Regions from separate parts of the Homo sapiens genome. Here regions 1, 2 and 3 are each linked to region 4. Evidence: chromatin loops called from intact Hi-C (ENCODE). Cell type or tissue: GM12878. All regions are shown on one strand. Links, peaks and the distances in the headings refer to the core of each region. The heading gives the core; the rest is flanking DNA. Region 1 overlaps LINC00423 (long intergenic non-protein coding RNA 423). Region 2 overlaps PDS5B (PDS5 cohesin associated factor B). Region 3 overlaps LINC00423 (long intergenic non-protein coding RNA 423). Region 4 overlaps LINC00423 (long intergenic non-protein coding RNA 423).

Region 1 (7,851 bases), core at 1,955-6,954, 65 kb before region 4:
ATTATCCAACTCCAAATGTGAACAGTGGCAAGACTGAGAATTCCTGTTTTAATGCAAAAAGGAATAAGTTCAGATTTTGTAGCAGCTGAAGCAAATATAATTTGGGGGAGCCTCTTTAAGCAAAAAATATAAAATCACAAATAGAAAATTGGCTAGATTCTTTTTTTTTTTTTTTTTTTTTTTGAGATGGAGTCTCGCTCTGTGTCCCAGGCTGGAGTGCTGTGGTGCAATCTTGGCTCACTGCAACCACTGCCTCCCGGGTTCAAGCAATTCTCCTGCCTCAGCGTCCTGAGTAGCTGGGACTACAGGCAATGTGACATCACGCCCGGCTAATTTTTTTGTTTTTAGTTGAGATGGGGTTTCACCATATTGGCCATGCTGGTCTCAAACTCCTGACTTCAAGTGATCCACCCGCCTCGGCCTCCCAAAGTGCTGGGATTACAGGTATGAGTTTCAGCGCCTGGCTGAAAATTGGCTAGATTCTTTGTTTGGTCTGCTATAACAAATGACCACAAACTGTGTGGCTTATAAACAAAAAAAAATTATTTCTCATAGTTCTGGAGGCTGGGGAGTCCGAGATGGAGGTGCTGGCAGCTTTGGTGTCTGGTGGGGGTCTGCTTCCTGGTTCATAAATGGCTGTCTTTTCACTGTGTCCCCGCAGGTGAAAGGGACAAGAGAGCTCTCTGGGGCTTCTTTTATAAGGGTAATAATCCTATTTGTGAGGGCTCTGCCTTCATGATCTAACCATCTCCCAAAGGCCCCACCTCCAAGTACCATTACTTTGGGGATTGGATTTCACCATGTGAATGTGATGTGTGGGGGGTTGGGGTACAGACATTCACATATAGCAGCTAGGAATGCAAATATTTATCTAGCATAAGAAAAGAAATCACAAAAACTACTAGAGTTTTAGATATCCAGGTCTCATTCTTCAGAGATATTTTTAGGGACATTTTCAGAAATGCCTCCTGTTTGCAACCTGACTTCCACTCCCCACCTAGACCACCCCAGGAACCAGTCTGGTGCAAGTAAAGAGCCCAGTTGCTTAAGCTTCATTATCTTCAGGATAAATCTGCTTCTGACTGTATCATTTGTCATATTTGCATTGCAATTGTCTATAGCAGGAAGGGAAAGACTAGAAACCTAACACAATTTGCTTCCTCCTTCTAGAAGATGTTCATATGCATGAGTGCGTGTGTGTGTGTACATGAGTGTGAGTATGTATGTATGTGTTTATGTATGTGTGTGTATGTAAGTGCATGTGTAAATGAGTGTATGAAGATATGTGAGCGTGCATGCACATGTGTGTCATGAGTCAAAGCATAAATGAGATAAATCTCCACTGCATCTTTCTGCTCAGAGGTGCTATTAAGAGGGGGAGGGGCCTGAGAATCTGATCCCGTTAAAAGACTGTAATTTGCACTGTCAAAACCTGGAGTCTTCTACTAGATGGCGCTTGGTTAGCAGTCAACCCAATGAGCCTTCTAACTTATAAGGCAAGAGCTGGAGAGATACGCAGGCAGGGAAGGGACTTTTCATGACAAAGTGGGAGAGAATCAGGTTTTTCTGCCACAGAGAGAGGGGAAGCTGGGTGCTCTGCCGGAATGACCCCAGCAGAGTGGTTTCTAGAGTGAGATCCAGGATGCAGGCCAGAGCAGTTTGTAAAAGCCTCAAGGCCAGGTGAGCTATGGAGGAGGGAATTTGGAAGGCGCAGAAACTAAGAGCCAAAGATCAGTAGGCGGTGGGAGGGGGTTGGGCTCAGAAAAGCTATTTTTATTAAAATATTACAAAATGTAACTTCCCAATATTGGTGACATCGTGAACACCTAGGCAGCCTGATTTGTTCCTGTTACTGTCTCCCAACATGGGAAGTGAACTCCTCCGGAAAATGAAAAGGGCCTTCATTTGAGCACACCTAGAACATCTGACATCCAGCACAGCAGGGGGCTTGGTTGTTGAATTAAATCAATCAATGAGTGAGGGATGAATAAGGATGGGAGAGAATCAAGAGAGAATAGAGAGACCAGGCATGCTAGAGCGGGCCAAACAAGCCCGAGTAATCTAGGCTGAGATTAGACATGAAATCCACAAGATCAAATTCGGCTGGGCTGAGACGCGCAGCAGCCACATTTTCCTGAGCAGAGAGGTGAGAGCGCTGCAGGGTCCCATCCAGCTGGGCTGTGAGGTCGCAGAGGAGGATCTTTACTCTGGCTGGGGACTGTATTTCCAGGCTTTTTTTTTTTTTTTTTAAGGCAGCCGCTGACCACTTGCCTTGATTATAAGAAGTATTGCTTGAGTGACTTTGCTCTGCCTGGACAATACTCAGTGAAGCGATGATGTACGGCAGCCATTGAGAGCAGTTGCAAACCCATCCCTGGGCCAGCGAGATAATATTGCTGTGTTCTCCAGAAGGTCCTTCTCCGGAATTTGCTATCCTTCTTGTGGCTGTAGTTGAACAAACTTACATTTGACTTAAAGGGAGGTGTTTATCTAAGCTGTCTTCCTTTTAGGAAAAATAATGGACACAGTGACGTGTAAATCCACTGAGCACCTTGGACATCACAACCAGAGGGTCATGTGCCCCTGAGATTGAGTGGACTATACCTTGGGGGATGGGAAAGGTGGGGGCGGGGTGAAAGCCCGCAGTTACATTCAGACAGCACAGCCCTGGAAATGGATCTTAATTCATTTCACAAGCAATTCCAATGTGCTACAGCAGCTGAGCCCTGTCTGCATTTGCTTGTTTGTTTAGCAAAGGGAAATGTCCTTAGCCTAGCAGCCTGCACGAACTGTTTGCCTAGAGACAGTCACAATAATTGAGCCAACCTGGAAGGCAGGAAATAGGGCCTTAGAGGCCCTACTTCTACTTTTAGAAGTAGGTTTTGGTTTCTTTTTTTAAAGAGGTATTTAAAAAATGGCTATGCAATTTTCCATCCCCCCCAAATGAACCATATTTTTAAGACTGTCTCTGTTTTGTAGCTCTTATTTTCTGAGTGTCACATAGAAGGCACTCAAATAAATATTGCTTCAATACATTTGGTTTGTTTCCAGTTTTTGCCTTTTTTTTTTTTTGAGACAGAATCCCACCCTGTTCCCAAGGCTAGGGTGCAGTGGCGCCATCTTGGCTTACTGCAACCTCCGCCTCCTGGGTTCAAGCCATTCTCCTGCCTCGGCCTTCTGAGTAGCTGAGACTACAAGTGTGTGCTATCATGCCTGGCTAATTTTTGTATTTTAGTAGGGACGGCGTTTCTCCATGTTGGCCAGGCTGGTCTTGAACTCCTGGCCTCAAGTGATCCACCGCCTTGGCCTCTTTAAGTGCTGGGATTATAGGCATGGGCCATCAGGCCCTGCCCCAGTTTTTGTCTTTTTAAGCAATGACGCATTCAACCCATGGGTACCTGCAAGCTGTGCATGCATCTGATTACTTTCTTGGGATAAATTCATTTATTCCTACAAATAAATTAGAGCACCTTAGGGTGTGTATAAATTACTTGGTGGGGTGGGTCTTATTTCAATGCGGGATCTGATTCCATAGGTCTGGGATGGGGCCTGAAAGTCTGCTTTTTTAAGAATCTTCTGAGGTGTGCCAGTGCTGCTGGTCTGGGGACCACACTTTGAGATGCAAGGCCCTAGGTACCACCATAAGCAAGTGGAGCAGTGCCCAGCCAGGGTGGTGGCTCACCTCCTGGAGGCAGATTAGAGCAAACCAGGCCCCTGTAGATTCGGGGAAAGGAGAACATTAACCCTGTCTCCAGTATCAACTCCCAGACTCTCCGGTGTGAATTTCTGCCTCTGCTCTCATGAAATGTCAGAAAGGGTAAAGATATCTCAGTGGCGAATTTTGTGATCTATTTGGAATCAAATGGTTGCTTTGGGAGCCCAGAGGAATTATTAATGAGCCAATAAATGGGATACTGGCAACTTGCCAATTGCTAATAGTGTCCCTCCAAGCGGCAGATGGGGAGCAGGTCATAATAGTGGTCAGCTCAGAGGCTGGCTTTGCTAGGGATAGTCACACTGTGGTCCCCCCAACTTTGCTTAAGGCTTAGAGCAAGCTGCTCCCCGCCTTTCTCCTCTGTGGAAATGTGAGGAGTGCTTGCCTTATCCTGTCCTTGGTCAGCAGAAAACCCTTTCTTAGGGGAAATTTGACCCTTGATGGCTATTTTCCTTTGTCCAGTTTTCCGCCTTTATTTATTTATTTTTTAAATTATTATTATTATTATTATTATTAATTATTTTGAGACAGGGTCTTACTCTGCTGCCCAAGCTGGAGTGCAGTGGCATGACCTTGGCTCACTGCAACCTCCACCTCCTGGGTTCAAGTGATTCTCCTGTCTCAGCCTCCTGAGTAGCTGGGACTACAGGTGTGCACCACCACACCCAACTAATTTTTTGTGTATATTTTGGTAGAGATGGGGTTTCGCCATGTTGGCCAGGCTGGTCTTCAACTCCTGAATCCAGTGATCCAACCGCCTCGGCCTCCTAAAGTGCTGAGATTACAGGTGTGAGCCACTGCGCCCGACCAATTGTACTCCTTCTTATACTTCCAGAAACTGTTTTCTTCAAGGCAGTATCCAAGGGGGCTTGTCAGAGAGAGGCAGGAAGACCCTGTGGGTAGCACGCGGCATCCAAGAACATCCCTTCTGGCAGATTTCCAAATGAAATCTGAGATCTGGCTTTTGGCTGACCTTCAGGGATAGCCTTAAAAGTTGCTGCGGTTTTACCTGGTCTTATGAACGGTTTCATTTGGAGAGCTTTCCCCCTGAGGTGGAATGCAATCTAAAAACTAAATAAAGAAATGATTCATCAAAAGCATCTTTTGACCAACGAGGGGAACAAAATGACTGCTTCCATCCAGCCCTGTGTCTGCTAAGAGCTGAATGACTTGAGAATGTGGAAGACATGTCACTAAATGCTGCAGTTACTTTCAGGTGGTCTGCTACATCTGTGTTTCTGCTGGTTCGACCGCCTGAGAGGAAATTTTGCCCTCAGCAGGCAGTTCCAGGGAGTTGAGGCATGCAAGCCACCATCCAGGCCCCCTAGGAAGGTAGGAGAGGCCTGGAAAACTTGGGTGTGCTTTAGCTCGGCTACATGACCCAGCTGGGGAGACAAACTGGAGCCATGCCCACTGTTCTGGGACCCCAGCCAATGTGGCACATTCACAGGAGTGAAAACTAGAGACCAGCCTGACCCACACATCAGTCTCATTTCCCAGGGGAAGCCGTGTCTCCCACCATGAAGTTCGGTGATTCCTGTCTCTTCTGTGTAACACTCTCATGTCACTTCTGCTTTTCATCTTGAAAAAGTTATTTACCAATTCATCTTTACTCCCTAACTTCTAAGCTTCTTGGAGACTCTGTTAGGTCCCTCTCCACTCGGTAGCCTTTGCACATAATAGACTCTTGGGCTCTTTTGAGTGAATAACTAGTGGAGGATTAGATAGGTCCCAGTCAATCTAAGAGGGCTCCCTGGAGGAGATGACTTCCCTCCTAGGTTTTAAAGGAAGCGGTGGTCTCTTGGATTTGTTGAATTATCCCCTAGGTTCTCCTTTTCCCTATTTTATTTATTCTCTACCTCCCTATTCTTATTTTTAAATGTGACTGATCCTCCATGTCCATATATATATGTGTATCTATATACACACACACATACACATATACATTAGAGGTTGAGCATTCCTAATCTGAAAACCTGAAATCCAAATTTCAAAACTTTTTGAGTATCAACATGACACCACAAGTTAAAAATTCCACACATAAGGACTTAACATAACTTTGTTTCATGTTAACATAAACTTTGTTTCATGCACAAAATTATTAAAAAATTGTATAAAATTACTTTCAGTCTACACACAAAGGAATATATGAAACAAATGAATTTTGTGCTTAGACTTGGGTCCATCCCCAAGATATCTCATTATGTATATGCAAAGATTCCAAAATCTGAAAAAATCCGAAATCTGAAACATCTCTGGTCCTAAGCATTTCAGATAAGGGATACTCTTTGTGTGTGTGTATGTGTATGTGTGTGTGTGTGTGTGTTTGTATATATTATCAAAGGAAAGAGTATTGTGTGTGCGCGCGCGCACACACACACACACACACACACAATACTCTTTCCTTTGATAATATTAACCCTCATCTACATTTAGATGACTTCTCCCTTGCTCTCAAACTTCAATTTCACATTTCTAAATACCCTGTGGCTGGCAGCCTCTGAGATAGACCCTAATGATTCCTGCCTCCTGGTACTGATGACTTTGTAAGATTATATTCCCTTTGAGTAACTTGCTTCTAACAAATATGGCAATATGAGAGATGTCACTTCCATGATTAGGTTACAAAAGATTGTAATGTCCCTCTTGCTAGAAGACTGTCTGTGTGGCCTCCTTGGCTTGCATGCTTCCATGCAGCTGCTGTGTTGGAGAGGCCCACATGGCAAGGGACTGAGAGTGGCCTCTGGCCAGTAGCCAGCAAGGAACTGGGGTCTCCAGGCCAACAGCTCATGAAAAATGGAATTCTGACAACCATATGAGTGGGCTTGGAAGTGGACCCAACCCCAGCTGAGCCTTCAGATGAATACGCAGTGCCAGCTGATGCCTTGACCACAGCTGTGTGAAAGATCCTGGAACAAAAGCACCAGCTAATTCCTGACCCACATAAGTTGTTAGATAATAAATGGGTATTGTTTTAAGCCACGGATTTTTTGAAATAATTTGTTACACAGCAACAGATAACTAATACATACTGTCAATCTAAATAACAAACAGAGAGAAGCTCTCTAGAAGAAAAATATATTTATTCCGGAGTAGGACATTGCAATGGGAATAGAGGTGTATTAGCAAACTGTGTGTGTATCCAGGGAGGTAAAGGAGGGAAAGGTTTTTAAAGAAAAATGAGGAGGATTACATAATTGTTTTGAGATAATTATCCTTGGGTACAAGGATCAATAACAAGGGTGACGCCAGTTTGAGGTTGCACAGGCGGTTGCTGGGCAGATGTCCTCAAAGACGTATATTTTTGTGTGTGAGGTTGTGATGGTCTTTGTGCAAAGTTGTGGCTTTTGCAGTTTTTTGAGATAGTTTTTGTTATCAGGCGTTTAGGTATGAGAATCCTCTCATCATAGCCTTCCCTGGCTCTATTTGTCAGGGTTTTTTTGTTTTTGTTTTTGGTGCCACACACTTTTAAACAACCAGATCCATGAGAACTCACTATCATGAAGACAGCACCAAGTGAGGATGAAATTAAACCATGAGAAATCACCCTCCCCCCAAGTCCAATCACCTCTGACCAGGCCCCACCTCCAGCATTGGGGATTACAATTCAACATGAGATTTGGGTGGGGACACAGATCCAAACCATATCAATGGAGAAACAGTGTGGGAGGCTCTCTGAGGTCCATACAGTTCTTTCTGGGCTGCAGTACCCCACAAAGGAGGCTTCCCTGCCAACGTTTGTGTGGTCACAAGCACTCATTTGTTTATGGTGTATGTCTTATCAAAATGGCAAAAATACTCCTTTTTACTGCCATTTTGGAGGAAAAATCCCATTAAGAGCTGATCATTTGAAAGGGAAAAAAGTCTACATGCCAAGAAAAAAATTTTCTCTTCTAATAAAGACCTTTTCCTGTTAAAAAAAAAAAACCCAAATAACCCAAAAAACACTGGTGACTCCAGTTCAATTCTGACAACTTTCACAATATGCCATGACTTTTGTCGCTGGAATATCAAGACTGAACTCATCACCTTCACCCTAGTTTTCCCTGACCAGCTCCTTCTGCTAATCCCCCTGCCCCGGTTCTTGGCCTCTCAGTCCCTATCTACCCAGTCTGTAGGCTTGGAAGCCCTTCTCA
Region 2 (7,851 bases), core at 1,124-6,123, 130 kb before region 4:
ACATACAATTTTTTTCTTTGGTGGTGGGGGCCACAATTCAGTCCAAAGCAAGTAAGAAATAACACTTAAAGGACAGGTGCAATGACACCTGTAATCCCAGCACTTTGGGAGGCCGAGGCAGGCGGATCACCTGAGTTTAGGAGTTTGAAACCAGCCTGGCCAACACGGCAAAACCCCATCTCTGCTAAAAATACAAAAATTAGCCACGCATGGTGGCACATGCCTCTAGTCCCAGCTACTCGGGAGGCTGAGGCAAGAGAATCGCTTGAACCCGGGAGGCAGAGGTTGCAGTGAGCCAAGATTGACCCACTGCACTCCAGCCTGGGTGACAGAGCGAGACTCTGTCTCAAAAAAAAAAAAAAGAAAAAAAAAAAAAGCTGGGTGCAGTGGCTCATGCCTGTAATCCCAGCACTTTGGGAGGCCGAGGCGGGCGGATCACAAGGTCAGGAGATTGAGACCATCCTGGCTAACACGGTGAAACCCCGTCTCTACTAAAAAAATACAAAAAAAAAAAAAAAAAAAAAAATTAGCCAGGCGTGGTTGCAGACACCTGTAGTCCCAGCTACTCGGGAGAAGGCTGAGACAGGAGAATGGCGTGAACCTGGGAGGCGGAGCTTGCAGTGAGCAGAGATGGTGCCACTGCACTCCAGCCTGGGTGACAGAGTGAGACTCCATCTCAAAAATAATAAAAGATAATATTAATAATAAAGAAATAACACTTAAAAATAAGCATAGAGGCATACACAAAAGCATAGAGGAATATAGAGAAAACCCACTAACACCGCAGTAGTCAAAGTTGACAAAGGACACAATACGAAGGATGTAATTAGGCAGTTCACATACAGGAAGCTCAATTTAAAGTTAGAAAAAGTTACAGATAATTCGATAGTTTTTGTTGTTTTCAGTGATTTTTGAAAATATAAATTGCGCAGACTTTTGGAAATTAACTTTGTATTATAAGTGTTCATACATACAATTTATTCTTGGGTCTTTGGAGAATTTCTTCAGCCTTCACGCTGGTTCACATATAGATTCTCTGAATATAGACTAGGATTTTATTTTAAATGTGAAAGCCACTGGTTTTTTGTTGTTTCTGTTGTTAATCAGTTAGTTATACCTAGAAAGAAGCAGTATTTCTAATTCAGAAGTGTTTCCAAAATTTATAATAAATGATGAATATGTTTACCTTTTGTATCTTGCAACCTCCATTTGTAAAATAATAGTTCTTTTATGATGTTGTAAGCATGTCATATAGTTAATATTTTATGTCTTACGCACTATGTGGTAAAATTAGAATTACTTAAATTGACTATCCAAACAGATACTTTAGTATAGTTGTCATTTAGGACCAAGCACTGAATTTATAATGCTCTTTTTAATGAGATAGCTCTTCACTAAAATTTATAATTTAGTAAGATACTGATCTTGAGAGGTTTCCTTTTAAGACACTCTAGCTGAAAAGTAAGAGTGCAAATGTACCCTTTTATCCCAGATAAGTTTTTAAAATTAAAAACTATAATAAAAGCAAATAAATACAGTTCTGGTGTATTTAAGAGCTGTATATTTTAGGTACATATCTAGGACAACATTAGATAACAGATTTTTTTGTTTCATTCCTCAAAATATGTATACTCACAATTTCATAACCATAAATTGTGATTTTTTTTTTCCCCTAGTCTGAATTGGAGAAGCCTAGAGGCAGGAAAAAAACGCCCGTCACAGAACAGGAGGAGAAATTAGGTATGGATGACTTGACTAAGTTGGTACAGGAACAGAAACCTAAAGGCAGTCAGCGAAGTCGGAAAAGAGGCCATACGGCTTCAGAATCTGATGAACAGCAGTGGCCTGAGGAAAAGAGGCTCAAAGAAGATATATTAGAAAATGAAGATGAACAGAATAGTCCGCCAAAAAAGGGTAAAAGAGGCCGACCACCAAAACCTCTTGGTGGAGGTACACCAAAAGAAGAGCCAACAATGAAAACTTCTAAAAAAGGAAGCAAAAAAAAATCTGGACCTCCAGCACCAGAGGAGGAGGAAGAAGAAGAAAGACAAAGTGGAAATACGGAACAGAAGTCCAAAAGCAAACAGCACCGAGTGTCAAGGAGAGCACAGCAGAGGTAAGCATGTGTAACTCTAAACTGCATCTGTTTCGTTACTATATTATAAATCATAATTTGATGCTATCCACATTTGGGTCTTCCCCAAAGCAGAGCAGAATCTCCTGAATCTAGTGCAATTGAATCCACACAGTCCACACCACAGAAAGGACGAGGAAGACCATCAAAAACGCCATCACCATCACAACCAAAAAAAAATGTGTAAGTTGTAAATATTACATTTCAAACCAATTTCAAATTATTTTGCAAAAGTTCCTAAATTTGTAAACATACATATTGCTGTATTTAAATTCCATATATTTAGCCCCATTACACTAGGTAAGATAAAATTTTTATAAACTTACCTTAGTGATTGATATCTCAATAAACTATCTTGTACATTTTTACAGGTGCAGGCAAATCTTCATAAATGAATACCAAATAGTATATTATTTCCTATACAGACTTTATGATATCTAAAGAAATCATAAGGTATTTTTAAATAATCACCACACATTGACCAGGTTGCCTTGTCATTCCACACTACAATTTTTTTTTTAAATGTTTCTCATTAGCACCTTTTCCTTTAAAAAAAGGAAAATAGGTCTTATGCTTCTGCTTTTATTCTTTGAACTTGTAGTAGGAAAGTAACAGGTACCATTTTTTAAAAATTATATCCATAGAAATTAACACATGTTGGTCTCAAGTGTTTGATATCTTGATTTTGTTTGTTTTCTAACCCAGTTCATTTATCTACATCAACATGTATATAGTTTTAGATGTTCACACAAACACATTTATAAGAGAGGTACAGTAAGAATCTGTACCTCAAATTTTAGTGTCACCAGAGTATCACTGCTGTAATTTGCAGATCTGACAGTGTTTTTTCTCCTTAGTTATGTGAGTGGAAATAGAGTAGCATGTCTTCTATTAGTCAGAAATTTAACACTTTTTCTGAGAGTAATCCCACCCATACATAATTACATCATGGCTCGACTTTTCAGAGTTGCCAATGTACTGTCATTAAATACTCAATTATCTTAGAGATTTTCCTATTCCTGTGTATTCCACAGGAAGAGGAAAAGTTGCCTGGGTGTCTAGCCAGTACTTCATGCCATCTTCCATGTAATTTTTCTATCAGGTTAAAAGTAAAGGTAAGTACATTTTTGTGGCAGCTTTATAAATGTGTTTGGATTCAACCAAATCACTATTTCTAAACAAAGGATTCTTAAGGAATCCTTTATTTAATAAAATACACATGAATGATGTAACAAGGAAATAACAAACCTCATAATTTTAGTTTGTTTATATTTGGACATCATAAAATTCAGGGTTTAAATGATTATTGTGCTCTCCTAAAATTACACAAGTCCTATGAATGTTCTAAACCAAACAAGTATTTCTTAAAAAAAAAAAAAAATTGATATGGAAGAAGATTCTGTAGTCTGTCTTGGAAGCCTATCTTCCTTTCACTGGGAAGCTCTTTCTAGAGCTAGTATACTAACATATGTTAGGATTTGTTTCTTTTTCTTGTTCTGACCTCAGTGAAATTGAAAAAGATTGTCATTATGTTTCATGTTATTTCTATAGTTTCATTAATCTCGAAAAACCAAACCAAGTAAAAAAATTGTTTGGTTCGAGCGTGAGTTAAAAAAATACATATTTTGGATTGCTTATAGAAGTGATGTTATGTTTCTAATTTTAAAAAATAAAGATTTATCAAGAGGGATCCATTTGATTAGATGGTTCTATTACATATTTTTTGATGCCTCCTGTGTTTCAGAGAGTACTAGGTGCTAGGGACACAAAACAGACGTGGTACTTGTTTTCATGGGCTCGTGGTTCTTGTTTTCCACCATCTAATGGAGTGAGGAAGTTTTTTCTTTAAAAGTAACAATGAGTTGATATCTTGAGAATAGTAGGGGCTAGACAGGCAGAGAACAGGTGGCATGAACACTATATTTGAAGTTTCTGAAGTGAAAAATAACTTGGCAAAATCAGAAAGCTAAAGGAAGGCAAGGGTTTGTTGGATTGTAGTTGTGGGGAGTTGGGGAGCAGAAAGAGATGAGAGTGGACAGGTAGGCAAGGACCATCTACTGTTCCTTGTATACTTTGTTAAGGAGGTTTACAAAATTATTCTCAGCTCAGTAGGGAGCAGTAACATCATCTGTTCTTGTACTTTTAAAAGATAACTTTGTAAAGAGAAGAGGCAAGAGATGGGAATGGTTTGAATTAGGTGGTAGCAATGGAGATGTGGAGAGAAGTGAATGGATTTGAGATCTCCATAAGAATCTATAAGGCCAGACAAAGACAGGTACACTATATTCAAAGCAGAATTCCTTTCTGCTTTGAGCAGCTCAGTAGACATAGATGCCTTTTACTGTGTTAGGAAAGATGAAAGGAAGAGCAGACTTTAGGTTATGGTATGTTCTCAGTCACATTTTTTTGTTGTTACTTGGTAGATAATATGTAACATTCTATGATTAAATGCTGGTTTAGGATTCAGAATATTAAAGAAATGTTCTTGTCTCATAAAGTAACTGAGGGTAAAGATGATATGACGATGAAATACGTGAAACATTTCTTCTAACGAGGTAATCTACTGAAAGATTGGAACGTTCATTGTGTTTTACATGTGTTTTACTCTAGCCGTGTAGGACGCTCCAAACAAGCAGCTACTAAGGAAAATGATTCAAGTGAAGAAGTAGATGTGTTTCAGGGTAGCTCTCCTGTCGATGATATTCCACAGGAAGAAACAGAGGAGGAGGAAGTTTCTACAGTAAATGTATGTGTTCAAAGTTTCTGTGAGTGGTGTGGGATATAAAAAGAGTTAGTAAATGTTTGGTTAGATCATTTAGTACTTGTTTAGTATTTATATGTTTTACTTCATTAGTTCATAGCATCATTTTATCTACCAGGTTGGATAATGGAGAACATCTTTTATGGAAACCCGAAACTAAGCAAATAGGTGTAGCTTAATGAGAATGTAAATGTCAAGTCTGAACTGAATGTACAGCATTCTAATATTGACACTTTAAGCATGTAAGTTGTACCTTGATTTTAGGGCACTGATACCCATTAAGTATACTGTTGTTTATATTTTACAACTCTCCGTTTGGTATTTCTATTTGGGTTTCATAATAGAAATTAGAAGTTAGTTACACAGAATAAAATCAGCCTTTGGAATTGAAGTTTGAGCTGAATGAGAATTCATAAAATTGGTAATACATACTTATTTTGCAAAAGTAGGTATGTGTTACTTCCTGACTTTTTTGTTTTTGAGACAGAGTCTCACTCTGTCACCCAGGCTGGAGTATAGTGGCGCACGATCTGGGCTCAGTGCAACCTCTGCCTCCCAGATTCAAGCAATTCTCCTGCCTCAGCTTCCCAAGTAGCTGAGATTACAGGCCAATGCCACTGTGCCCGACTAGTTTTTGTATTTTTAGTGCAGACAGGGTTTTACCATGTTGGTCAGGCTGGTCTCGAACTCTTGACCTCAAGTGATCTGCCTGCTTTGGCCTCCAAAGTGGTGGGATTACAGGCATCAGCCACTGCACCCGGCCCTTCTTGACTTTTAAAGTAATAAATAAATAACTTTACCAGTTAATACAACTCAGATATTTCTCTTAGGAAAAAACATAATACATTTAAGTAGAAGCTCTTCTCCTATCTTTGTTTGAGAAACCCAAGCTCTATAATCAAGTCTCAGAATTGGTCTCTGCTGTTCTGTCCTGTTTAATGGAATCAGAACTCCTATCTGTACCAGGATTCATATTTGTGAATAAGCGAGTTAAGTACACAGGAAAATATGCATAATTGTGACCTCAAATTAGTTTGGCTTGTTTCTTAAAGGGTTTTGGGGAGGACATCAAAGTAAGTCTGAAGAGTCAGTAACGATTGATGTCTTCATCAGAGAAAAACTACATGTAAATTAAAACCCTCTTTTATATTCCTATTGTTAATATTGACATTTTTTGAACTAAAGTTTTATGCTTTCATTAGTGCTTGTCAGCAAATGATAATATGTTTGAATTTTAGGTTATTTTACTGTATTGATAATTGTTAAGATCCAAACTCAGTAACTGCTTTCCCAGAAAGATAATGTAAGTTCATAAATGTGAAATGTTTTCATTTACCACAGGAAACATAAGTAGAAAGATGATTAATCTGTTTGAGTTATTTTTCTTGCTGTAGACATTGACTTCTGTTCATTTCTCTTTAAAATTATTAGATAGAAAAGTAAAATAATTTTTTTCTTTCACTGTTCTGGGGAAGTCTGTGAGCCTGTAAGGGATCAAATGTTATAGAGGTCTAAATATGTGATGCCAGGGCAGAAAGTAAGGATAAAAAGTTTCAGGGAAAGGAAAGCAAAGAAAATCAGGAACAAATGAGAATAAAGATTAGTTAAAAATGATTACTGCATATCTTATGCACATATACCCATTTTAATTAAGCATCTGGTGACTTTCCTTTTAAGGTACGGCGGCGAAGTGCTAAAAGGGAACGGCGATGAACAAATGTAATTAATAACTTTCTCTGTGAAAGCTTTGGAAAAATCTTTTTTTTTTTTTTTGGTCAAGCTTGAGGCTGAATAAAGCCTTTGATGCACAAAATGGGACTGCTGAAGAGTGGACAGTTGGACCTTACTTTGGTGACCCCATACATTTGTGGTCACATGCTTTAGCCATACACATGGTAACATTGACTATGGAGTCTTGTGAAAGTGTAATGTGCGATGGCTATGTAGACATAAAGAAGAAACTTGTAAATATCTTTTTTCTTTTTTTTAATGTTTCTGATTTCTGAAGTGCTTGTATAGCTTTTATCTGCGGCTTTAAACTGACAGTACCCGACTGTTTATTGGATCTATTGATTTGAAAAGAATTTGTTAGGATAGATCTTAAGCAGTAATCTGTCAGTGTTTGTATTTGTATTCTCTGCAATTTTACTGTGAAAAAAAATTTGTTTTCAACAATTGGTGTCATTTTCTTGATGTCACTATTTGTTGGAGAGTTAAATGGTCTCTTCCCTTTGTGTATCTTACCTAGTGTTTACTCCTGGGCACCCTTAATCTTCAGAGGTGCTAAATTGTCTGCCATTACACCAGAAGGATGCCTCTGATAGGAGGACAACCATGCAAATTGTGAAATAGTCCTGAAGTTCTTGGATTACTTTACACCTCAGTATTGATTTGTCCCAGAATTTTCTGGCCTTTCATGGCAATGAAAATTTTAAGAAGAAAGATTTAAAGTATTTTAATTTTAAAGAGTGTGTTATAAAATAATGTACTGAATTCTTTATCCCATTTTATCATCCTTTCAGTTTTTATTAATCTACTGTATCAATAAAATTCTGTAATTTGAATGAGTTTTTAATAGTCTAGAATGTTATTGTGTATAGATATTTCCTCTTGAACGTTATGTTCAGAAAATGCAAATTACACTATAATATAAAACCTGATATATACACATTAGAAATATTCCAGTTCTCCGTAACAGTGTAAAGTTAATCAGAAAGAAAAAATTTTATTGATGCAGTGTGTCTTTATAAAGCTGTTCTTGAAAGCCAAGTGTTTTGTATTTTATAGTGAGTTGCATGTTTTTGAAAAAAAGTGCTGAAAATGGGATGTGCTGTTTTCTGTAAATTCATATTTAGCCATAGTATATGATAGATTGCCCCATAACATAGTTTTTCATCAAGAGTTTATTATTGTACTTTATTTTGGAGCCAAAAAATTGATTCTGGGGGGTGGGGGC
Region 3 (7,851 bases), core at 1,310-6,309, 79 kb before region 4:
GAATTATCTCCATTTTACGGACGATAAAACTGAGGCACAAAGAGTTAGCTAGTCACCCAAGGTTACTTAGTAAAGGTGGGATTTACACAAATTATGCTTTTTCACTGCTGCCTTACACCACCTTGCTGAGAACTTCTCCACACGCCACCAGTGTGCTGGCTCATGAAGTCGTGTGTGTGTGTGTATGAATGTATGAGTGTGTGAGTGTGTGCCTGTGTGTGAGCTTGGGGTGAGCAGGAAGCTCCAGTGGTGCTGAGACTGTTTTACTCACTGCTTTGTCCTCGGCACCTAGCACAGTGCTCAGGAAATGTTTGTGGAATCAATGCAGGAATAAATACACTTAGATTTTTCCAAGTACAGGCTCCTGTAGCTCCTTTGTTAGGAGCTATTTTGCGGCTGTCATTATGGCCCAATTTTCTTTTTTCATTTGGGTGAAAAATGATTTTGGCATTTAAACAGCATGACTTCATTATTGATTTTTTTAAAAAATCTGCCCCTACTATCAAATTCCCCTCTTGGCATTTTGTTACTCTGGATATATTTAGAAACATCTTTGTAGTGTTCTCCTTCGTTCTTTTGTATCTAGGATGCATTTTAACAAGGAGTATTCTATGTATGCAAAATTGTTGTATTTTTATTTTTGTTTATCTCCTGCAGTCCATAATAGAGGTTAAGAGTATGCCATTTTGATAACAAAGAACTTTCTTACTATCTTTTTGATTGACTGAATAGGCAAAGGAAACACCATAATTGTGTGAAATGGTCTGATTTAGAAACCAATTATAAGGAATGTAATTATCTACTAATGAAATATGCATGTAAGTCCTTGGTTTGCTGCTTCTAATGTCACTGTAGACAAATGCATAGCCAGGAGAAAACTTGCATAAAGTAAATTGAAAATCACCCATTTCCAGATTATTACTGAAAATCTCCTGACACCTAACATCTCAGAACCAAAAAGAATACCTGCTTTTCACCTGCAAGTGTCTCACTGTGTGTGTATGTATATGTGTGTGTATATGTAACATGCATGTGTATATGTGTATGTATTTGTGTATATATGTGATACGTATGTGTTTATATGTGCATATGCATGTAATATGTGTATGTGTGTACTTGTGTGTGTATGCATGTGCCTGTATGTGTGTGAGTGGGTAAGTGTGTGCGTGTATATGTGTGTGTGTATATGTGTGTGTGCGTGTGTGTGTCTATGTGTGTGCACGTGTATATGTGTGTGTGTATGTGTGTGTATGAGTGTATATGTGTGTGTTGGGGGGTGAGTGGGGTAGTGGGGGCTCAGACGGGGTGTTTTCTGGTCAAACCTTAAGGTCCACAACTACCCCTTTCTGTCTACTGATAATTCTTGATGATTAAATCCATAGGTTTCTCTGGGCTACAAAGCCAGAACTCTAAGGTCCTTTTTTTAAATTATAAGAACGAAAATAGAAGAAATTCCCTTTGGTTCTCTTAGGAAATGCATGATTGAGAAACAGCCCGTTGTCCTCTTCAGTTTTCATATGCCGTGCACAGTGAGACAGGGGAGCAGAGCCCTGGGAGCCGGCGCGCTCTCGAGACGTGGACTGTCGCCCCGGGGAGAAGACAGCAGACTGTGCTTCTGAGCTTTCGCCCTCTCCTTCCCCGGCAGAGGCGCTTGTGAAACGTTTGCTACAGTTGGGGCAGGATGGAGAAGGCAGGGTCAAGCTGCACAGCCCCAGGGCAGTGGTGCCATTCTCCATGGTGCTAACAGACTGTGAGTGGGATGCTGAAATTTTAGGGTCCCATTTCCCACAGACGTTTGCCTTGCTCATGGCTGTGGTATAAGAGCAAATTCTCCTTATCCTAAGCCAACCAAGCTTGCTTTATTAAAATATCTTTTATGCCTTCTTGTCCCCACTTCACTGCTCCAGTCTCTTCACTTCCTGAATTTTGTCAATTCTAAGACACGTTTGGGTACATTTGAGCAATTCGAAGTGGGGATGCCTCTTACAGTCAATGCTTGTCATAGTTTAATTGGCAGCCTTGGGACATAACATAATGGTATGCTTTATAATCTATGGTGCCCTAGGTTTGATGAAATATGACAACTCTATGGGCTTTGCAAAACTGTCTCCCTTTCGAGCCTTGTCATATGCTACTGCTTCATACAAACTCTGTCCCGAAGGATGTTTTGTGATGACTTGTGTCCCTGGAATGCACTTTCTTCCCGGGCGATCTTTGCTCTGGTTTTTCTCTGCCTCTGACGCTTTCTATTACAGCTTCGTCTCTGCCTATGGAAATCCGTCCTCTTCTTCAGGGCCCAGCTCAAAGGCTCATCACCACCTGGAGTCTCCCCTGATGATCTCATCCTGAAATCATCCCTTCCTGCCCTAAAATCTTACAGGGATTTGCTTGTGCTTCCTCATGGCATTTAGAGGCCTTTAAAAAACTAATGATCAAATTATTTATCTTTCTTAATAAATTCTTATCCTTATCTTTCTTGGTATTTGGAAGCAAATATTACATTTATATTCTCAAACAGTTGATTTTTCATGGACAATGTGGTAAGGAATGTTGGGCAAAACTCAACTCCAATTCAGATGGAATATCTGTGTCAATTTTATGCAAAACCTTTCTTTTTTTTTTTTTTAAAAAAAACCACTTTTTGAGTTATGATTGAGATATAAAAACCTGTACATATTTAATGTATACAATCTGATGAGTTTGGAGATGAGTACCATCAGCCTTCCAGATCTACAGTTTCTGCATCTGGGGATTTAACTAACTCGAATCAAAAATATTTGGAGAAAATATATACAAATAATACAAATAAAAAGCAATGCTGTATAGTAACTACATAGCATTTAGGTATTATAAGTAATCTAGAGATGATTTAAAGTGTATGGGAGGATGTGCTTAGGTTATATGCAAATATTATACCATTTTATATCAGGGACTTGAGCATCTACAGGTTTTGGTATCTCTGGGGGTCTTGGAACCAATCCCCCTCAGATATTGAGGGATGACTGAAATCGCCTTTGCAAAATTATAACTGAGGAAATTATGACAGTGCAAGAGATCAGACCTAACTGACTCCATCTTTCTTCTAACTTTTAAGCTGTCCTTGTTCATTCCTGGGCGTAGGCTGAACTAACTTTGGGAAGGAATTCAGTTTATGGATTCCTTAACTGTTTTTGTTCTGAAACAAAATTGATAATAGCCCTTTCTTGAAAAGACCTCTTTCCTGCCTGGGGACAAGTTTGCCTTTGCAGGACTAACAATTTAGCTACAATATTAGAAATTACAGTTTAGGAGTCGTGCAACCTCTGGTTCCGGGAGTCTGAATCTCCCCACCTTGCTCCTGGAGATAACATCATTATTGTAAAACCTAAGATCAGTGCTTGAGTATTTTGCAGACCCTGCACTTGATGGATTAGCTGACACCATGGAGACTGGTAATTTGGCTCAACTAGTTCTGCAACCCCACCTAGGAACAGAAGACAGTAAGAAAACCTCACTTCGACCCTGACCCGCCAAATTATTTTTAAAAACCCTACACCGGGCCTGGTGGCTCACACCTGTGATCTCAGCACTTTGGGAGGCCGAGGTGGGTGGATCATATGAGGTCAGGAGTTCGAGACCAGCCTGGCCAATATGGAGAAACCCCGTCTCTGCTAAAAACACAAAAGTTAGCCAGGTGTGGTGGCGCATGCCTGTAGTCCCAGCTACTCAGAAGGCTGAGACACAAGACTTGCTTGAACCTGGGAGATGGAGGTTGCAGTGAGCTGAGATTGTGCCACTGCCCTCCAGCCTGGGCGACAGAGGGAGACTTTGTCTCAAGAAAACAAAAAACAAAACAAAACAAAAAAAACTCTGGTCCCCAAATGCTCAGGGAGACTGATTTGAGTAATAATAAAACCCTGGTCTCCCACACAGCCGGCTCTGTGTGAATTACTGTTTCTTCACTGAAATTCCCCCGTCATGATAAATTAGCTCTGTCTAGGCAGCGGGCAAGGTGAACCCACTGGGTGGTTACAAATTTGGGGGCTTTCCCGGGATTGCCCTTGTGGTTACCTGACCATGGTTTGGTAGCCCCTCTCTGGCAATAGATCCAGAGGCCAGCCCAAGTGGCTGCCTAGTTCTCTTGAACTGGGGGCTGACTCTGCTACCATCTCCATCCATGGGGCACTGCCGACCCAACGTATATGGATTTAATTGCAGTGGAGAAATAGTCCTGGGGAAACATCCCATAACTGGCCCTATCACAGGGTGTGTCTGTCTGTAGCCCCATTGCAGGGTGTCTCTCTGTAGCCCCATGGGGGGGTGTCTGATTTGTTGAGTATTGTAGGCGCTGCCCACAGCCCCTTTCTTCTCCAGATGTTGGCCTCTCTGGAGGTGCTGTTGTCTCTTGGTAGCCTCTTGGGGTATCTGTCTGCAGCCCCATCATGAGCTGTCTATTTGTAGCCCCGTTATAGGTGTCCATAGCTGTAGCCCTGTTACAGGGTGTCTTATTGGACAGAGAATAGGGGACTTGTTTGGAGGAATACTCTTGGTTTGAAACTGGTTCTGGAATTTGTGTCTTGAAGGCCTTCTGTTCGTTTTACTCTGTGTGTGTGTGTGTGTGTGTGTGTGTGTGTGTGTTTATATGTGCGGAGGGGAACCCTGAAGGAATTGCTGATGAACGAACGTCCAGCAGGCCTAACTCAGGGTGACTGCTCTTCTATCTTGCCTAAAGATGCCCATTGAGTCTGTGGTGGGAGGTTATCTCTCCCCACTGTGAGTGGATTAAAGACAACAGGGACCAACAGGAGACGGTTTGAGCCTTGCCAGATATTGGGTGCTGAACGAGGTGACTAGTGTCTGGTTTGTTACGTGTATTTTGCCTCGGCTGGGATGAAAAATGTTAATTCGGTTCCCCGTGCAACCTGCTGGGCAGCATCTTGCAAAAATAAGAATCTTTTGCCTACGGTTCCGTAAAAGAGAAAAGAGTGATTTTCTTTTATAAAGTGGTTTGACCTCTATAGCTATGGCACAGGGAACTGGGTCATCAAAAGCCGCTTCGTTCTTCTGGAAGCTGCAGAGAAGGGGAACCTGGAAACCTAGTATGCAGGCAAAAAGGGTAAGAATTTCTTACCAGACAAATTTCTGGTATTTCTCTCTCTCTTTCTCTCTCTCTCTCAATCTCTTTCTCTGTCTCTCTATGTGTGTGTGTGTGCTTGAGTGCAAACAGTAAACAACACTGTTTGTCTCCTCTGCAAAGGCAGACTGGTCCCCAGGCAACAAGGGGGACTTTTTGGGAAAGGGTTATTATCAATTCTGTTTCAGAGTCAAACCATGAACTGAATTTCTTCCCAAAATTAGTTCAGCCTATGCCCAGGAATGAACAAGGGCAGCTTAAAGGTTCGAAGCAAGGTGGAGTCAGTTAGGTCTGGTCTCTTTCACTGTCATAATTTCCTTAGTTATAATTTTTGCAAAGGCAGTACACCATATATCTGTGAAACCATCACCACAACCAATGCCATAAGCCTCCTTCAAAAGTTGCCTCTTACTCTATTAATATTTTAATGTGAATCTTTCCATTTAAGGCTCAATTGGAGGATACAAAAATATAAGTAATTAAGAATATTTTACCCTAAACATCTTATTAATTTTTCTAAAAATTCCAGATATATTTTTTCAAATTAAAAAATTTCAGGGAAAGTACAGAAATAAACAGATTTTAGGCCAGGCGCAGTGGCTCATGGCTGTAATCCCAGCACTTTGGGAGGCCGAGATGGGCAGATCTCCTGAGGTCAGGAGTTCGAGACCAGCCTGGCCAACATGGTGAAACCCTGTCTCTACTAAAAATACAAAAATTAGCCAGGCGTGGTGGCGGGCACCTGTAATCCTAGCTACTGAAGAGGCTGGGGCAGGAGAATCACTTGAGCCCGGGAGGTGGAGGTTGCAGTGAGCCAAGATCACACCACTGCATTCCAGCCTGGGCGACAAGAGTGAAACTCCATTAAAAAAAAAAAAAAGGTTTGAATCTGAATTTTTGTCCTTCGTTCTCCAGTTCTAAGCCTTTCATTTTTGGCATTGATGGGGACAGGGAACTAGCCCTTATTCTGAGGGATTTGCCTTAAATGCCAGGATGAATGTTTGGGTTCAATTCTCCTTAGCTCTGAGAAGCCATGGAAAGTTTTGAAGTGAGGGAGGTGGTTGAGAGTGACACCAGTTGGGTGGGGACTGCATTTTCCCCTGTCATGGCCATGGGAAGATGAGCATGGCACCAAGTCAGCCCACAGTTAGCGCTTCGACTGTGTGTCAGGGAGAGGAGGAACGCACGTGTTTGTGAGGAATGCATACCTGGCACCGGGCTTTCCATACTGTATATAAAAATGAGTAAAACTTTGGACATGTCCTAGGTTAAAAGTGTCAAATGTTGAGTCTGAATAAACCGAAGGATGGGACCACAGTAAAAGTAGATAAATAAGATAGAGACATAATTTTAAGAGACCAAATGAGGAGTTCAATTAGGCTCCCCAAGGAAATCTGTACTGTCTTGTGAACCCCAAAATATCTGAGTCAGGTCTCAATCAATTTAGAAAGTTTATCCTCAGGAGGTCCTGACAACATGTGCCCAGGGTGGTCGGGGTACAGCTTGCTTTTGTACATTTTAGGGAGACATGAGACATCAGTCAATACGTGTGAGATGTACATTGGTTCGATCTGATCTGGAAGGGTGGGACAACTCGAAGTTGGCAGAGAAGAGTTATTATCAGTAGAAAGGAATGTCTGGGTTATGACAGGGGGTTGTGGAGACCAAGGTTTTATCATGCAGATGAAGCCTCTAGGTAGCAGGCTCCAGAGAAACTAGATCATAAATGTTTCCCATCAGACCTAAGGTCTGTGTTGATGTTAATGCTGGGGGGATCTAATGAGGCGTGTCCACCCCCGTCTTTCATCATGGCCTGAGCTAGATTTTCAGGTTAACTCTGGAATGCCCTTGGCCAAGAGGAGGGATCCATTCTGATAATTGGGCCTCTTAGAATTTTACTTTTGGTTTACAGTCTCGGCCTTAGATGAAAAACTTCTTTAAGCTATTATCAGCATGTCTGCCTCAGTGTGAGTGAGTTTCAGTTTTCACAGAGCAGGTTTTAGAACAGCAGGAGTGGGGAGCTCTCTGCATCGCTGGTGTAGGGAAAGGGTGGCTGGGGAGGAGGCTCCTTCCCCATGAGCCCAAGGCTGCCCTGGAGGAAGAGTCAGGGCCCAGGCCTGCTCCTGTTTTCCTCTGGGCAAGGGTTATGCCTGCTGGGTGACCTGCAGATTCCTGAGAAGCTGAGTTCCATCTCCAGCACCTCCCCTGCAGGACACACAGTGAGTCAGCCACTGTCAGCCTCTGCTGGGTCTGAATGCTGTGAATAAGGTGGCCTTTGCAGCCACATGCCTTGCACGCACCTTCATCAGCCCTCTTTCCACAAGTCTTACTTACACCTGTGATGCAGCACATAAAGAAAGCTGGGTGAGTCACCGAGTGTCATGGTGAGAAACGGACTTTTTGTCATTTCTCCTGGAGACACCAAGAGTTAATATTGCATGGGCGTTGAGGCAGCCGGTGTCATCCGGCAAATAAGTATTCCAGTGTGTTCTCACTCCCCCATCACTCAAGATTCTTCCCTGCAGGAAACTCGCAACCAAACAAAAGGGTTGTTTTCTTACTCCCTTAGGTGACAGCAATATTGAATCATTGCATCGATCTGTCTTCTTATGGCTGGCTTTGTGTCTTTTAAGTGAGAAAGGGATACACAGCCTAACTGCACATCTTAAGAGCTTTGCCTTGTTTTTCAGAGCACGGCATGGCAATGGTAACAAGCATATACTGTCCACAGAAGGCGT
Region 4 (7,851 bases), core at 1,949-6,948:
GATGGAATATTTTACCACCAAATCTTTGCATGCTCAGCTCCTCCTTGTCTTTCAGGTATCAGCTCAAAACCTCTTCTTCAGTGAGACTTTTCCTACGCCCATATACTCTCTATCAAATAATTCTGTTTGTATTAGTCAGCTCAGGCTGCCATAACAAAATACCACAGACTGAGTGGCTTACCCAACAGGAACTTATTTTTCTTACAGTTCTGGAGGCTGCAAAGTCCAAGATCAAGGTGCTGGCTAATTTGGATCCCTGGTGAAGGTTCTCATCCTGCTTGTAGATGACTGCCTTCTTGCTGTGTCCTTAAATGCCAGAGAAAGAGCAAGCTCTTTTGTATCTTTTCTTATAAGGGCACTAATCCCATCACAAGGGCCCTCATCTAACTCTGATCACCTCCCAAAGGCCCAATCTCCAAATATCATCACAGTGGGGTTAGGGCTTCAACATAGAAACTTGGGGGGACATAGTTCAGTCCATAGCACTGTTCCACTTCTCATAAACTTATTACTAGTTGAAATTAGCATCTATTTAATTGCTTGTTAATGGCACATATCCCACTATTAGAACATAAACCCCACCAGAGAAGACCTTGTCGGTCTTTCTCAATAGCCCCGGTCTTTGAGCCTCCATGAGCTGTCCCAGAATGGCACCAGCCCTTGAAACAAACTAGTGATTGATTTTACTGACCTATTTGCTAAAAAGACTATCTCACAATGTCTTGACTACTTATAGACTTTGCCATGCTTTCTCCACAACAGAGTAGAAGGAATTATACCAGGATTGATTAGGTGTGGAGAGTGCCCAATGCTGGACACATTCAAGCACCAGCAGTGCTCTTCAGAGCTACGTTGCTCAACTTTACAAAGTGAAGACATTTGCGTGGCTTATGCCTCAAGGCACTGCTCATCTGGCCAGTCATGTGAAAAATGAATGTTGAGGATCTTTCTCTGGCTGCAAGCCTGTATGTTGATGATGAAACAAAAGCTCAGAGAGGATGAATGACAAGCTTGAGGTCTCACCTCTAGGGACAGAAGGAATGGGGGTTGGAATCCAGGTCCCCTGGCTTCCACTGAAGAACATCCTCATGACAGCCCCACTGCCTCTTCTCATTTTAGTTGAATAGCCATCTAAAGCCAGCCTCTGCTCAGATGGAGCCTCCAGTAGTTTGGCATCAAAGGCCATCCTTTGCCATCAAAGGGAAATGAAACAGAAAAAAGTTCCAAATGTGTTCCCTGGTGTGGTGTGTCTGCTCATCGCCTGTGTGGCTTGGCAGAGGCAGCCTGTGTTTGGGGCTGAGAAGACCTTGTTCCCTTTACTAGTTGTGAACATGAGGTTATGGCAAGAAAAACTGAACCAAGAAAGGAGGAGAGGAGTGACTAAAGCTAGGATCATCAATCCAGCTGGTCTGTAGGGCTCATCAGAAATCCACCCTCACTCTGAAGGTCTTCCTCAATTTCCACCATTTCTGTTGAAAACACAGACACACTACTAATGTATTCATTAGAGAATACACTCTTTAAAATTGGCAAGTAAGCAAATGGCGAGCAGGCTGCATTCAGTATCAATTTGTTTTTCGGAGAGTAAAGCCTATAAAGCAGGCAAAAGACGACTTCCTCATGAGTGCTCATTTAAAATGCACACTGAGAAGGAATGAAGCGCAGATTTAATCCAAGGTTTGGGTCATGCGTCGGGGCTTTGGGACGGCAGCACTGCCAAAGTGCCTTCAGATAAACAGACGCTGTGTCTGAAAAGCCTCCTTGGCCATTTGCATTCAGGCACAGTCATGTAAGATTCCTGAGGCCTCTGGCAGGCTCCATGGTGGAAACACCAGCAGGATTGGCTCAGGCCCGAGTCTGGGAGGAGCCAGGCGTTGAGGTCACACTCCTCCTACTGTCCCTACACATGTGGGAAGGCAGAGCTCCACTGCTGGGTGAGAACACTGCTCCTGGTTGCAGGGGCCATGGAGCACCCCACTTAGTGCTGACAGCACCCTATATCCCACATCCACTCACTCTCCACCAAGAACTTCCAAGGCCACCCCACTGTGAACAGAGATATAAGAAAAAAATTGGTGATAGAGGTGGTGGAGGAGAGTAGAGAAGGAAGCAAAAGGAAAGCACAGTGAGTGCGGTTGGGGAGGGTGATTGGGAGTGAATGAAAAAAGGTGGAGCACACAGCGTTGATTGCTTAGTGAGCCAGATCACATCACTGGCCCCACATCATCACTTTTCTTTTTCTTTTGTTTGAGAGACAGGGTCTCACTGTGTCACCCAGGCTGGAGTGTAGTGATGATCATAGCTCACTGCAGCCTTCAATTCCTGGGCTCAGGTGATCCTCCCACTTCAGCCTCCTGAGCAGCATGGACTAGAAGTGCACACCACCACATCCAGATAATTTTTCTATTTTTTGTAGAGACAGGGTTTCACCATGTAGCTCAGGCTAGTCTCAAACTTTTGGGCTCAAGCAATCCTTCCACCTTGGCCTCCCAAAGTGCTGGAATTACAGGCATGAGTCACTATGCATGGCCACATCCTCACTTTTCCTTGGATCCACACTCTGTGCCAGGTGACTTTGCAGCTTCTCCCACTAGTAGGTTTCTCCAGCCCTGATTTCGGGTTTGGCCATACAACTAGCTTTGGCTGATAGAATGAGACGGCGGATGACAGTGTCCTGGTCATGAGTCTAGACCGTAGGCGGCCCTCTATGATCCTGCTTGCACTCCTGTGTCTGGGCTGTTACCATGATAAGAGCATTCCTCAGTAGCCTGCTGGTCCAGAAGTAGGAGGGACACATGGAGCAGAGCCTAGCTCTGTGTGGATGTCCTGGTGATCTATAGTTCTCTGAACAAATTCAGCTGAGAGCAGCAGAACCATTCGACTGAGCTCAGTGGTATCAGCTGACCTCTATGTCCCAGAGAAACACTCAGAGAAATGGGTGCTGTTTTAAACCACAGAGTTTTGGAGGAGGTTTGTTGCACGTTGTTAGTGTGAGAGTTGCAGATACTAGGATGAAATCACTTTTGTCAGACCCAGGCAAAATAGAGCTGGAAGGCCAGATGGAGAGGAGGCTCATGCTTATGTGTCTGGGATAAGAACTATTTCCAGTGACTTTCTAAAAACCTTTGGAGTCCTTCATGCATCTCCTGCTTTGATAAGGTTCATCACCAGACATTCTTTAGAACTGCGGTAATTCACATAACATGTTCTTGAAAGAACATTTGCTCGGTAATGACATCTCCACCAATGAATTGACAAGAACTCTGGCTTCAAACCTCTGGAACCAATGAACTCTGTTTCTAAGCATCTTGTGTAAATCTGTTTTTTTGCTAATAAAAGTCCCCTTACCCTTCCCTCACTGAATGCATTGGTGGCTTGCCATTTCTTGCATTCCAGATTATAGTCTTATCTCTATTCCTGAGTTAACCCAGCATATTTAGAGATAATTTTCTCTGGTGTCTTTTTTATGTAGTTAACTGATATACTTGCCTAACAGCCACACACCTTTCTTTCTTGTGACATAATCCTGTTTTTTTTTTAATGATGGCAATGTTACCATTTGCCAGATAATTTCTCTCTTAGGTTTTCTTTCAGCTTCGGATGACCACAGAATCTAGTTTTGGCCAAGGAGAAATAAAAGGAAATCTTATTTCTGGAAAAGATTTTCCTCCCTGATCCAAAAGCAAAGTCCTTTTCTGCCCATCCCTTTCTTTTCTGCCTGGGCACTGGCATGACTACATAATGCCTGGAACTGTGGAAGCCATCCAGTCACCATGAAATCACAGGTTCAGAGATGAAGGATTTGCACACTGCAGGTGCCCAGACAGAAGGATGAGAAAAGCCTGAGTTCTTGATCACATCGTTGAGCAGCAGACAAATCCTGGGGCCACCTACATCCAGCCTCTCAACTAGGAAACAAGAATTATCTTTATGGTTTTAACCACTGTCTGTTAGATTTTCTGTTGTGGCAGAAAAATGAATTCTTCAGTGGCAAGGGACATGATGAAGGTGGAGGAGAGAATGTGGGTGATAAGTCAGGATGTGAGTCATAGAGCAGTGAAATGAATGTTGTACTGAGAATTAGGAGACCTTTTCCTAATTAGTAGTGTAACCCTGAGTAATTCGCACAACTCTCTTGGCTGCAATGTCTTCTTCTGAGAGAAGAAGGCACGTACCTGGATGATCTCTAAGGTTTTTACAGTTCTAACATTGATTCTGAACTTACAACAAGGGCTCTGGGTGCCATAGCTGGGCAAATATTCACAGAGGATTTTGGGGAACTATTAATTACGTTCAAGGAAAAGATTGAGAATGGTGGTTTTATAGCAAATGCTTAGGTCTGGGCTTGCAGATAATGAGTTTCTTTTTCATTTTTGAGTTTGTGCCTCATGTAAGTGTTACCTGCTCTAGGGTACTTCCATGAGAGTGCTCATTAGATGCCTCATTTACAAAAAACGATTTGCATGCGAGGGGCAAATGCTTCCTCTTTAGCAGCAGGTGTTGTGGGAGGGAGAGAAACATGCTGGCTAATGCCTTGTCATCCAAATTCACAGAAATTTCTGGTATCCTGGGCAGGTTTAAACCATTCTAGGGAGAGAACGAAGGGAACACATCTGAATAAATTAGTCTATTTAGTTTTTGGTTCTGCAGAATAGAGCCTTGGCAGGATCCCAGAGATGCATCAGCAGGGGAAAAATCACGTTATTTTCTGTTCTAGCCAACAGCATTTTCCTGCCCGGACTGTGCAAAATGAACTTGCTTAGCTTTGCAGCCTTCTCCAGCTGCTGCTGTTTCTCTCTGGCCTTCTGGTCACATACGGCCCTGGCTCAGTTAGGTTTATTCAATGCTATCATTTTTCTCCCATACCATTTTTCTTTCATCTCTCTTTGTGCTTCACCACAATGATATTCATTAAGCTCTTTTTCTTCCCTTTCCTCCTAACTTCTATTCTCTCTTCTTTATCATCCCACCTCCCTTTCTCCATCATCTGCTACATTGTGAAAGCATTCTTTGACATTTGCACATCAATATTCCTAAAATCTACCAAGAATTCTGGGGAACACGATTGCTCTGAGGGGGTCACAATTGTCTGATGTAATCATACAAAAGTATTTTTTACCAGCTACTATTTGCTGTTCAAAGAGAAGTTCAAAGCTAGGATCCTGGCATGTTGGATAAAAGTGGAATTTGGAAGAAGGGCTAATCCTAGAGCAGAACCAGGGCAGGGCATTGGAGACCCCTTGAACATGTGAACTACATTTACTCGTAGACATGTTTTACATTTACCAAAGATGACTGCCAAATTCCAGGACACTGAGCTTAAGACTATAAAGGGAGACAAACCACCAAATGCACACCCTTGTCATAGATGGAGCTTTTTTTTTTTTTTTTTTGAGACAAAGTTTCACTCTTGTTGCCCAGGCTGGAGTGCAATGGCACGATCTTGGCTCGCTGCAACCTCCGCCTCCTGGGTTCAAGCAATTCTTCGTGCCTCAGCCTCCCAAGTAGCTGGGATTACAGGCATGCACCACCATGCCTGGCTATGTTTGTATTTTTACCGGAGACTGGGTTTCACCATGTTGGCCAGGCTGGTTTCGAACTCCTGACCTCAGGGGATACACCTACCTTGGCCTCCCAAAGTGTTGATTACAGGCACGAGCCACCGCGCCTGGCCCTGGATGGAGCTTTCATAGAGGAGGAGCAGATGGAGTTGTCAAGGCAAAAATGTCCACTTTCAGCCACGTTTGCCCTAGGAGATATCAAAATCAACATTGTGTCTCCTCCTAACCCATTCTAAGCAGCTGAAATGGACCCAAACACAAAACCCCTACAGGCCCAACCAAAGACTCTTGCTTGACCAATGAATGACTGGATTTGTTTGAGCCAACTGGGTTCAGGCCTTTGGGTTCACTGGGGCCACCTGCAATGCTGGTGTTCAAACCCTAATCTGTGAGCCCTCATTTTCTAGATTGAAAAATCCCTAACTTTCCCCCTCTCTGCTAACTATTCAGTGAATTTCTTTACTAGTGTGTGCTTCCTTGCCTGGAAAGTTAACAAACTTGGTTTTGTGGTTTTTATTTATTTTATACCTCTGGTGGCCTATGTTTTATTATTTTTCAGAATGCAGGCTGTCGGGGAGCCAACTATCACTTAACATCTGGCAGCAGCACAGAAAAAATTCTGAACATTAAGACCAACTGAAAGAAAGCCCCAAACCAAACCAAACCAAACACAACCAAAGCAAACAAAACAAAAAACATAAACCAGTAACAGCAGCACCAACAACATAATAACAGCAAATCTCACTCATCAGACCACCTTGCTGGGAAATGCTACCCAAAATAATTTCCTGACTCAGGTCATTTAAACTTGGAGTTGATTTCAACTGGACTAAGCCAATTTCAATAGTGGTCTAGATTTGAATACTGCTTCTAGATGTTTGTGTGACCTCCTTGTTTGGTTTAGCATTCAAAGTCTAGTAGACTGATAAAGAACCAAGGCCATAGGGCCGGGTGCTGTGGCTCCTGCCTGTAATCCCAGCACTTTGGGAGGTCGAAGCAAGTGGATCACCTGAGGTCAGGAGTTCGTGACCAGCCTGCCCAACATGGTGGAAACCTATCTCTACTAAAAATACAAAAAGTTAGCAGGGCATGGTGGCGGATGTCTATAATCCCAGCTACTTGGGAGGCTGAGGCAGAGAACCACTTGAACCCGGGAGGCAGAGGTTGCAATGAGCTGAGATCACGCCACTGTACTCCAGCCTGGGCGACAAGAGCAAAACTCCATTTCAAAAAACAAACAAACAAACAAGCAAACCCCAAAACAAAACAAAACAAAACAAAACAAAACAACGAACCAAGGCCATAAAGTTGACAAAAATCACTTGTCTGTTACTTTTGAATTATTCATCATGTGTGCAGCACAATCTGGTGAACTTAGGTGGAAGCTGTGCATGTTTGATTTTGTTCTATGAAACATGGATTTGCTCAGAAGAATCCTCCCAGAAGTTTAGTTCACTTTGGTTTGTGGTATTATTAAAGGAACCCAGGAGATTTTCAGTTCTAACTGGTGCTTCTGCAGCACAACTTTCAAATCCTGGGAATTCTGAATCCTGTACGTAGTTCCTCACTGAAAGAAACGTCCAGCACTTTCCCCATAAGTGTACTTTCCTCTTACATCAAGATGCTGTTATGATTTGCTTTCCCCCTCACGGCAAATTACTAATGTACTTCATATTTGAAAAGGGAGTTTGCTGAAAATGTAGCAGAATCTATTTGATGTACATCTTGCTGTAGCCTTAAAGTATTACAACCCAATCTTGTTTCTGCCTCTGGCTGTTCTGATCTTTAAAAGATTTTGGTTTTTAATACAAAGTACATGATGATTTGCATGTACTGAATAAGATTGTGATCCAATGTCTTTGATGGTGGCCTTCCCTTTTATTGCTATCTTCAAGTAAGGTTTATTCAGTGCCTACTGTTCAGGGCTTTATCCTGGGAATATACAAAACGATGTTTGAGTATCTTGCCTCTGCCTTCTAGGAGTTCAACTTAAGCCATCTTACTTCTTCCCTCCCTCAAACGTTTTTAACAGGCAGAAAAATGAACATAAGAGGAATTCTTCAATAATTTAAGAGACAGGCCAGAACAAAGGCTCCTCCAAAGAATGAATGTTTAATGGCATGTTTCCAGAATGTAGGCTGCAGGAGAATGTGCACCCGGGGTGGGAGTAGATCAAAGGAAGGAGGTTAAATTATGGTTTATTTCTCATCCTTTTGTAGAACTCTTTCTGCAAGACATAGTTTCTTGGAGGATGTACCAGTTATCAATTGCTGTATAACAAGCCACCCTA

What was found. A loop is a pair of places that touch in the nucleus more often than their neighbours do. Peaks named below come from ENCODE experiments on the same cell type or tissue, not always from the same donor. Only the 100,000 strongest peaks of a DNase experiment are listed, where the experiment ranks them.
Region 1: a loop joins it to region 4, with 6 times the contacts of the local background. A loop is called at or near these places in 3 of 110 quality-filtered maps.
Region 2: a loop joins it to region 4, with 2.6 times the contacts of the local background. A loop is called at or near these places in 2 of 110 quality-filtered maps.
Region 3: it touches region 4 in a loop (5-fold over the local background); 5 of 110 quality-filtered maps call a loop at or near these places.

Annotation. Positions count from the first base shown.
Region 1 is chr13:32,836,392-32,844,242 of GRCh38, forward strand. The region is part of intron 4 of LINC00423 (long intergenic non-protein coding RNA 423); the gene reads right to left. Among named protein-coding and RNA genes, the nearest start is that of LINC00423, 71 kb to the right of the region's middle. RefSeq lists an enhancer at 1,010-1,169. In GM12878, for the core only: no CTCF peak of the experiment used is centred there; DNase peaks (open chromatin) are centred at 2,778 and 4,840; H3K4me3 peaks cover 296 bases; H3K27ac peaks cover 2,616 bases.
Region 2 is chr13:32,768,445-32,776,295 of GRCh38, forward strand. It overlaps PDS5B (PDS5 cohesin associated factor B), which reads left to right. Exons shown (of 35, transcript NM_015032.4): 32 at 1,677-2,116; 33 at 2,210-2,317; 34 at 4,745-4,880; 35 at 6,573-7,851. The coding sequence ends at 6,608. Among named protein-coding and RNA genes, the nearest start is that of LINC00423, 140 kb to the right of the region's middle. In GM12878, for the core only: no CTCF peak of the experiment used is centred there; no DNase peak of the experiment used is centred there.
Region 3 is chr13:32,822,638-32,830,488 of GRCh38, forward strand. The region is part of intron 4 of LINC00423 (long intergenic non-protein coding RNA 423); the gene reads right to left. Among named protein-coding and RNA genes, the nearest start is that of LINC00423, 85 kb to the right of the region's middle. In GM12878, for the core only: a CTCF peak has its summit at 3,788; no DNase peak of the experiment used is centred there.
Region 4 is chr13:32,901,269-32,909,119 of GRCh38, forward strand. LINC00423 (long intergenic non-protein coding RNA 423) reads right to left here. Exons shown (of 5, transcript NR_047020.1): 3 at 5,626-5,749. Among named protein-coding and RNA genes, the nearest start is that of LINC00423, 6.5 kb to the right of the region's middle. RefSeq lists an enhancer at 4,020-4,099. In GM12878, for the core only: no CTCF peak of the experiment used is centred there; DNase peaks (open chromatin) are centred at 4,033 and 4,433; H3K4me3 peaks cover 609 bases; H3K27ac peaks cover 779 bases.